2 separate regions of the Homo sapiens genome follow, and region 2 is linked to region 1. A link is an interaction called in ENCODE POLR2A ChIA-PET data of the cell type or tissue named here. Cell type or tissue: GM12878. All regions are shown on one strand. Region 1 overlaps ATF7IP (activating transcription factor 7 interacting protein). Region 2 has its middle 22 kb from the start of ATF7IP.

Region 1 (5,000 bases):
TTAATAGTGTTTTTAAAGAACTGGCTTTTGGTTCCTTAATTGCTTGCTCATTTGTTTTCTTTCATAATTTTCTGCTTTTATTGTAATTCCATGCTTTGGGATTATACCTTTTTGCCTTTATTAATGTTTTTGAGTTTGTGTTTTTTGTTAATATATGCATTTAAGGCTATCAGTTTTAATCTGAATATCATTTTAGCTGATTTCCCTAGGTTGTATTCTTTTAATACTTCGTTGGTATTTTATCACTGATTTCCTCCTACATCTAAAAGTTTTTTTTTTTATTTATAAGGAGATAATTTTTCTGTCATCTTGTTGGTATATTTATTACATTATGACTACAGAATATAGCCTTGTGGTTTTTTTTTTTTGTCTTTGAGTTTGTTAAGATTTTCTTGTCGCCATACACATGGTCAATATTGATGTACATTGGCTGTATTTGTGAAAAAAATTATATTTTGGGTTTATTGGGTATACAGTTCTATTTATTTTTGTTATTCTGACATGCTAATGGGTTGTTCATTGCTTATTACTTTTGTGTTCTTCATCCATAGATTTATTTCTGATTGTGAATTTATTAGTTTTTTCCTGAATTATTTAAACTTGTTTTATCAATAGGACATATCTCTTTTTTTTGTTCTATTACTTGATTTTCAACTTGAATTCTTTTTTATATGTCATATATAGGTTTTATATGTATACCTACCCTTTTTTGTGGTACTATTTGCCTAGCGTATCATTTTCTATCCTTCTGTTTCAACCTTTCTATGCTGTTACTCTAAGGTATGTCTCGTTTATAGTGCATAGCTAATGATATTTTTGTTGTTTTACACGCTTGAAACCCATCAGGTTTTTCCCTGATTGATAATTTTCTTTATTTTTGCCCCATATTCTGCAACCTGTTAGTTAACTTACACATTGCAATTATCTGGATAAATAACATATTTATTTTAAAGATGATTGATCCTCAGTTATTTCAGCCTGCTCAAGAGTTTTACTTGTTTTTTGGAGCTTTGCTAATTTCCTTATCTGAATTTCTTCATAGGTTCTTCTGCTGTCTGGTCTTGTACTTATATTTATATATAATCATTTTAGCAAAGGTCTGCATTCTCTGTCTTTGCTCAGAAGTAATATATTTATTTCCTCACTCTTGCTGACTGCTAGCTTTGCTAGCTGTAGAATTCCACAGTGAAAATAACTTTTCCCATGAATTTTGAGGATATTGTTTTTTTTTTAGCTTTCAGTATTGCTGATGACAAGTCTGATGCCAGTTTAATTCTTTCTCTTCTGTAGTTAAATGATATTCTAAGTTATTAATATTTCCCTATAATGATTTTCTGAAATCTTATTGCAGTATGCCTAGGTGTCAAAAAATTTTATTTTGCTTATTTTAATTTAGTTTGTTTTGGGATTCAATAGACCTTTATTATTGGAAAACTTGTATATTTTTTCAGCTTTGCTGATTTTTTTTAATTTTCTTATTTTTTCCCTCCTTTTTTTCTTGTTTCTTTTTTTTTAGAAACTTGACTTAATTGAAAGTTGTTGCTTCTGGGTATATTTCTTATGTGTTTGTTTGTTCTTGTGAGTGTAATATCTTCTCATACACTTAGAGGATTTTTTAATATACTATTTTAAAATGTCTTCTGTTTATTCTCCTACTAATTAGCTAGTGTTTTTTGTGGGATTTGGCACCTGACCTTTTGTTTGAATTCTTGAATGTATTCATTTTTGTATTTGAGATTTCCTGTTTTACTTTGGCTGGATGCTGATGGTTCAGGTGATTGTGAGTGGTGGGGAAGTGGTACTTGCTACACATGGGATATGCTGATAATTTGTCTTTGGGATGGTAGCCTCCATGTCTCTCCGGGGACATAGTGTCTATATAAGTTACTACCCTAGCTGCATTCACAAATGTGACTGCTGCCCTGGTTTAGCACTAGCATGGAAGAGAGAATGTCTGATGAACTTAACTGTTCAAATACCAATTACATGAGTGAATTTTCATGTGATGATTCACACTGGCGTATCAGGTCTAAATTGAAAGTCTGTATTTGTATCGCCTTGTCTCTGTGTAAGTGAGGTACTTTTAACTAGTTTGACATTTATCCTTTTAGTCTTTAAAATATCACTTGCATGCCTGTATACATGTTTAGATTTTTGTGTGTTTTAAAATATAATGGCATAAAACAGGAAACATTTATTGACTGCTTACAGTATCTAAGTACTTTCTATTTATTATGTCATTTAATTCCCATAACATTTCCATGAAGACAGACTTTGTTATTTCAGTTTCATAGATGATTTTACTGAGGTAAGGAGAAGATATATATTTTAGATAGATAACCAGGAAATTAATAGGATTAATATTTAAAAAGGTATGTCTGGTCCTGGTATTTGCACTATTAATTGCAAGAGTTCTGCTTTTTTGGTGTGCTTGATAATATTTCTCAGAGATTTTTTTTTTAATTCCTGGGATATTAAGGGCTTTTGTTTTTGTATTTTCTATGACAGTGCAGCACTAGGCATCCTGATATATTCCTTTGTAAAACATGTTGATACATTGTTAGATAGATACCTTAAAGGTCCTTTGCTGTGTCAAAATGATGCACAATTCCTGCTTGTTTGTCCTTAAAAATGGATGTGACAGTTAACTCTTCTGCTCATGGTACATAAGACCACTCATTTCTGTATATTAATGCTAACCACAAGTAGTTGCCAATCTGATGTTTAAAAATGTATTTTCTCTTTCTGTTTTGTCTTTTTTTGATGATTAGGTTGAATGCCTTTTCTTGTATATGTTGTTTTATGAATTGCCTGCTCACGTTTCTGTATTTTTTTTCCAACTGTTTGTCCTTTTCATTCACTAATAGATTTTCTTTTTTATTCTGAATACTAATCCTATATCACTATGCCATTTTTTCAAGTATTTCTCCTAACTTGTGGTTACTTGTAGTACTTTCTGTGCCTTTGAATATTTATATTATTTTATGTCTAGTGTCTTTGCTATTATGCTTAACTGCTATTTTGATAGATTTTCCACTATTTATTTCAAAATCCATTTCTTCCTTATTTGTTACGTTTTGTTTTGTTTTTGTTTGAGACAGAGTCTTGCTCTTGTCACCCAGGTTGGAATATAGTCGTGTGATCTCGGCTCACTGCAACCTCCGCCTCCTGGGGTTCAAGTGATTCTCCTGCCTCAGCTTCCTGAGTAGCTGGGATTACAGGTGTCTGCCACCACGCCCGGCTAATTTTTGTAATTTTAATAGAGATGGGATTTCACCATGTTGGCCAGGCAGGTCTTAAACTCCTGAGCTCAGGTGATCCGCCTGCCTTGGCCTCCCAAACTGCTGGGATTAGTGGCGTGAGCCATCGTGCCTGGCCTTTCTTTCTTGTTTGTGATGCTTCTCTGTCATAGTTACCTTTTTTATTGTTTGTGTCTGTCTTTTGGATGATTATTCTGTTGTACTCTTTTTTTTTTTGTACTTAAGATAATAATGCTTTGTTATATGCTGTCACATCTGAGAGGGCAAACATTTTTCATTACTTTTGGTTTTCAATTTTTTCCCTGTTTTTAGCATTGTTTCACTTAGAGATTAAGCTTTTTTTTTTTTTTTTTTTTTGATATGGAATCTCGCTGTGTCGCTCAGGCTGGAGTGCGATGGCGCTGGGCTCACTGCAGTCTCCACCTCCTGGGTTCAAGCAGTTCTCCTGCCTCAGCCTCCCGAGTAGCTGGGGTTACAGGCATCCACCACCATGCCTGGCTAATTTTTGTATTTTTAGTAGAGACGGGGTTTTACCTTGTTGTCCAGGCTGGTCTCTAACTCCTGACCTCGTGATGCGCTTGCCTCGGCCTCCAAAAGTGCTGGGATTACAGGCGTGAGCCACCGCGCCTGGCCTCAGAGTAAGTTTTAAAAGCTAGTCATGCTACAAAATATCTAGGTGGAATTTTCTTTTTTTTTTCTTTCTTTCTGTCTGTCTTTCTCTCTCTCTTTTTCTTTTCTTTTCTTCTTTCTTTTTTTTTTTTTTTTTTGAGATAGGGTCTCGTTCTGTAGCCCGGACTGGAGTGCAGTGGCATGATTATAGTTCACTGCAGCCTTAACTTCTGGGGCTCAAGTGATTCTCCCACCACAGCCTCCCAGGGAGCTGGGGCCAGAGACACATGTCACTATACCTGGCTAATTTTTAAATTTGTTGTTGAGATGGGGTCTCGCTGTGTTGCCCAGACTGGTCTTGAATTCCTGGGCTCAAGCAATCCTCTTGTCCCAGCTTTCCAAAGTGTTGGGATTATAGGCATAAGCCACCATGCCTGGCTATAGTTACTTTTAAAAATTCCCCTTTTTTTTCTTTAGTCACCTCCCTGACAATACTTCTAATAAATTTTATCCAGGAAGAATTGATTTTTTTTTTACATTGAGTCTTAGCTCTAATATTTCATAAGACAGTTCTAATATGTCATGTAAGTGTTTCTAGATACATTTTTCTTGCCATTCTGATTTTTTTTTTTTTTTTTTGAGACAAAGTCTCCCTCTGTCACCCTGGCTGAAGTGAAGTGGTGCGGTGTTGGCTCACTACAACCTCTGCCTCCTGGGTTCAAGCGATTCTCCTGCCTCGCTTCCTGAGTAGCTGGGATTCTATCATGCCTGGCTAATGTTTTGTATTTTTAGTAGAGACGGAGTTTCTCCATGTTGTCCAGGCTGGTCTTGAACTTCTGAGCTTAGGTGATCCACCCACCTCACCCTTCCAAAGTACTAGGATTACAGTCATGAGCCACAGCTCCTGGCCTGAATGTTTTCTTTATTGTATGTTCTGACTCCTGTTTGAGCTTTTACTGCTTTGCTCAGGATTTTCACAACGTATTGGATATAGTATGCATACCCTTTGTTTTGTGTTTAAGAGAAATGTCTGTGGTGTTTTATTACTATGGTGTTTTTTTGTGTTTAAGAGAAATATCTGTGGTATATTATTATGGAATTTCTTGTTAGTTTGAAGTGATCTTTATCAGC
Region 2 (5,000 bases), 57 kb before region 1:
ATTCTAATTATGCAAATGTTAGTCCATTTGATATTGTTTCACATCTTATGAATATTCTGTTGTGTTTTTTCATTCATCCCTTTCTTCTCTTTGCATTTTAGTTTGAATAATTTCTATTGACCTATCTTCAAGTTTATTGATTCTTTGCTTACCTGTATTGACTCTAATTGATGAGCTCATTGAAGACATATTTTCATCTCTATTATTGTTTTTGTTTTTTGTTTTTTTTTTTGAGTTGGAGTCTCACTCTGTCACCCAGGCTGGAGTGTAGTGGAGCGATCTCAGCTCACTGCAACCTCTGCTCCCAGGGTTCTAGGAATTCTCCCACCTCAGCCTCTTGAGTAGCTGGGATTACAGGCACCCGCCACCACACCAGGCTAATTTTTTTTTTGTATTTGTAGTAGAGACAGGGTTTTGCCATGTTGGCCAGGCTGTTCTTGAACTCCTGACCTCAGGTGATCCACCCTCAGCCTTCCAAAGTGCTGGGATCACAGGCATAAGCCATCGTGCCCAGCCTCTATTACTGATTTTTCTTTGTTGTTGGTTTTTTTTTTTTTTTTTTGAGACGGAGTCTCACTCTGTCACCCAGGCTGGAGTACAGTGGCACGATCTTGGCTCACTGAAACCTCCACCTCCCGGGTTCACACCATTCTCTTGCCTCAGCCTCCCAAGTGGCTGGGACTAAGGCACCTGCCACCATGCCCGGCTAATTTTTTGTATTTTTAGTAGAGACAGGGTTTCACTGTGTTAGCCAGGATGGTCTCGATCTCCTGACCTCGTGATCTGCCTGCCTTGGCCTCCGAAAGTGCTGGGATTACAGGCGTGAGCCACCACACCTGGCCTGTTCCTTCCCCTTTCTAAAACTACAGAATATATAGTTCAGTGTTTTATAATACATATAAACTATTATTAGGCCTGGTGCGGTGGTTCACGCCTTTAAACCCAGCACTTTGGAAGGCCAAAGTGGGTGGATCACTTGAGGTCATGATTTTGAGACTGGCCTGGTCAAGATGGTGAAACCCTGTCTCTACTAAAAATACAAAATTAGGCCGAGCGTGGTGGCTTGTGTCTGTAATTCCAGCACTTTGGGAGGCCAAGGCGGGCGGATCACGAGTCAGGAGTTCGAGACCAGCCTGGCCAATATGGTGAAACCCTGTCCCTAGTGAAAATACAAAAATTAACCAGGGGTGGTGGTGCGTGCCTGTAATCCCAGCTACTCGGGAGGCTGAGGCAGAGGAATCGCTTGAACCTGGGAGGCAGAGGTTGCAGTGAGCTGAGATCGCGCTACTTGCACTCCAGCCTGTGCGACAGAGTGAGACTCTGTTTCAAAAACAAACAAACAAACAAAAAAAACAAAAAAATCCCCACAAAAATTAGCCAGGCATGGTGGTGTGTGCCTGTAATCCCAGTTTCTCTGGAGGCCGAGGCAGAAGAATCGCTTGAACCTCGGAGGCAGAGGTTGCAGTGAGCTGAGATCACACTACTTGCACTCCAGCCTGGGCGACAGAGTGAGACTCTGTTTCAAAAACAAACAAACAAACAAACAAAAAAACAAAAAAAAAAACCCCACAAAAATTAGCCAGGCATGGTGGTGTGTGCCTGTAATCCCAGTTTCTCAGGAGGCCAAGGCAGGAGAACTGCTTGAACCTGGGAGGCGGAGGTTGCAGTAAGCCAAGCCACCGCACTCCAGTCTGGGAGACAGAGCAAGACTCCATCTCAAAACAAACCTCAAAAAACTATATAATATAGTATATATTTAAATATATATTTCAAATACATACAAAATATATGATATAATTCATATGAATTTTACATATATAATATATAATATTATCCTTCAGCATCCTAGTAAACCTTGTTCTTTTTCTGCAGTTTGTTCCTTTCTTCCCCCAAAAACAAATATGGATCTTCCTTTCTTGAAAAAAATAACAATTTGGGTCTTGTAGATTACAGCTTTCTATCTAATGTACCAAGGTATAATGATGTGGGCAGGTTCACTGATGTGACATGTATGGGTTACAGATATCCAGATACACTGACCCTCTTAACTATCATTGCCATCATGGGCAGCTGGAGGCAGCCGAAGCCCCAATCATCTTAGTTCTCCCCAGGCCTTGAGCAGGCATTTTTATTTACCACAGTATCCCACACAAAAGCAGTATTGTCAATTTTCAATTTCTACTACAACTGAAAATACTAAAATTTTACAAAGATGAATTAAAAATATTGATATTGGGAGTTAATTTAATTTTCCAAAAGTTGTGTTTTCAAAACACATTGGATGAGAGCTGTGATATGCAAATTATGCAGAATGCTTTCATGCCATTTTGACACAGATCTTTTATTGAGGCCATTTAGTGCTGTGACTATTTGGACTCTACAATTTTACTCCAGGTATTTTATACTCTAATCAATTATTTCATATTCTTCAGCTCAATACACAGCAGTTAAGCAGGAACACTGCTTAACATTTGTAAAAGAAAAGAATTATAAACAATCTAAGAAATTCCTCCAACAAAGGGGATGTCTGCTACATACATTATTTAATACAATTCTGTTACTTGGCTACATTTTTTTTTTAATTTGTATTTTAAGTTCAGGGGTACATGTGCAGATGTGCAGGTCGTTCCACAGGTAAATGTGTGTCATGGGGGGTTATTGCACAGATTATTTCATCACCCTGGTATTAAGCCTTGTACCCATTTTAGTTATTTTTCCTGGTCCTCTCCCTCCTCCCACTCTTCACCCGCTGATAGGCCCCAGTGTGTGTTGTTCCCCTCCATGTGTCCACGTGTTCTTATCATTCAGCTCACACTTATAAGTGAGAACATGTGGTATTTGGTTTTCTGTTTCTGCATTAGTTTGCTAAAGATAATGGCCTCCAGCTCCATCCATGTCCCTGTGAAGGAAATGATCTCATTCTTTTTTATGGCTGCATAGTATTCCATGGTGTATATGTACCACATTTTCTTTATTCAGTCTATCATTGATGGACATTTGGGTGGGTTCCATGTCTTTGCTATTGTGAATTGTGCTGCAATTAAATATACATGCATGTGTCTTTATAATAGAATGACTTCTATTCCTTTGGGTGTATACCCAGTAATGGAATTGCTGGGTCAAGTGGTATTTCTGTCTCTAGGTCTTTGAGGAATTGCTACGCTGTCTTCCACAATGGTTGAACTAATTTACACTCCTATCAATAGTGTATAAGCATTCCTTTTTCTCTACAACCTCACCAGCATCTATTATTTTTTGACTTTTTAATAATGGACATTCTGACTGGTGTGAAATGGTATCTCATTGTGGTTTTGATTTGCATTTCTCTAATGATTAGTGATGTTGAGATTGTTTTCTTGTTGGCTGCATGTATGTCTTCTTTTGAGAAGTGTCTGTTCATGTCCTTTGCCCACTTTTTAATGGAGTTGTTTTCTCTTGTAAATTTGTTTAAGTTCTGTATAAATGCTGGATATTATACTTTGTCAGATGCATAGTTTGCAAAATTTTTCTCCCATTCTGTAGGTTGTCTGTTTACTCTGTTGATAGTTTCTTTTGCTGTGCAGAGGCTCTTTAGTTTAATTAGATTCCACTTGTCAATTTTTGCTTTTGTTGCAATTGCTTTTGGTGTCTTTGTCATGAAATCTTTGTCCGTGCCTTTGTCCTGAATGGTATTTCCTAGGTTGTCTACCAGGGTTTTTACAGTTTTTACAGTTTTAGACTTAGGTTCTACACTTAAGTCTTTAATCCATCTTGGTTAATTTTTGTATATGGTGTAAGGAAGGGGACCAGTTTCAATTTTCTGTATATGGCTATTGGTACTTCTAAATGACATGCATATATCACTATCTCTATATTCACCATTTACTTATTATAGTAGCTTACTGATATGGTAGAATAGAATTCATCTCACTTATGCCCTTTTCCCTCTGCCCATTCTTCCAAACTATCCTTCTCTTTATTCTCCAAATAGATCTCTCTCATAAATCATTATGAAGTCAACATTCAGTATTTACATTATTAAAACCAGGTAAATATTATTTGCTCTTGAGCCAAATACTGTTCATGCTATTAGGGCCAGGAAAATATTATTTGCTGCTAACTCAAATAGTGCCCTATGATTATATTTTCTTTCTTCAGTAACTTTAATTTTCCTACAGGTAATTGGTTTATTTTTCATTAGTTTGTTGTTCTTTTCAAGAGAATTTCCTTCTTAAATCCTTAAACATCCTCTAAAAATGGCTTTTCACATGGCCCAATATATCAGATAACCTAGTATTTCCATTATTTCCCTCTGGAGATGCCTCTCGAGCACCTTGTGTTGCTCTCTGATCAGGATTTGTTCTTTTCCTTTGTATTTATTTTTTTATTTTTTTATTTTTATTTTTTGGGACGGAGTCTCACTCTGTCACCCAGGCTGGAGTGCAGTGGCGCTATCTTGGCTCACTGCGGGCTCCGCATCCCGAGTTCATGCCATTCTCCTGCCTCAGCCTCCCGAGTAGCTAGGACTACAGGCGCCCGCCACCATGCCCGGCTAATTTTCTGTGTTTTTAGTAGAGACGGGGTTTCACTGTGTTAGCCAGGATGGTCTCGATCTCCTGACCTCGTGATCCGCCCGCCTCAGCCTCCCAAAGTGCTGGGATTACAGGCGTGAGCCACCATGCCCGGCCTCCTTTGTATTTATTCTTAGAATTTTCTTCATCTCTCAATTGTATTGGGATCTCTTTTCTGAAACTCATTTTCTTCTTTTTGGTTTATGTTGTCACTTTTTGTAGATGGTATCCTTGATTAAGATTTCTGCAAAATTGTATATGAGAGGTAAATTTTTAAGATTTAGCAGATCTGAAAATGTCTGTATTCTAGCTTTATGTTTGTATATATATTTAGAGACAGAGTCTTGCTCTGTTGCCCAGGTTGGAGTGGAGCGGTGCAATCTTAGCTCACTGTAGCCTCAAACCCCTAGGCTGAAGCAATCCCCCTGCGTTGGCTTCCCAAAGTACTGG

The links. ChIA-PET counts read pairs that join two places held together with the same protein. Peaks named below come from ENCODE experiments on the same cell type or tissue, not always from the same donor. Only the 100,000 strongest peaks of a DNase experiment are listed, where the experiment ranks them.
Region 2: POLR2A ChIA-PET joins it to region 1 with 6 read pairs; 5 of 35 experiments call an interaction of 5 or more read pairs at or near these places.

The regions. Positions count from the first base shown.
Region 1 is chr12:14,398,119-14,403,118 of GRCh38, forward strand. All of the region lies in intron 1 of ATF7IP (activating transcription factor 7 interacting protein), which reads left to right. Among named protein-coding and RNA genes, the nearest start is that of ATF7IP, 35 kb to the left of the region's middle. In GM12878, no CTCF peak of the experiment used is centred here; no DNase peak of the experiment used is centred here; H3K4me3 peaks cover 1,010 bases; H3K27ac peaks cover 866 bases.
Region 2 is chr12:14,340,866-14,345,865 of GRCh38, forward strand. No RefSeq gene overlaps it. Among named protein-coding and RNA genes, the nearest start is that of ATF7IP, 22 kb to the right of the region's middle. In GM12878, no CTCF peak of the experiment used is centred here; no DNase peak of the experiment used is centred here.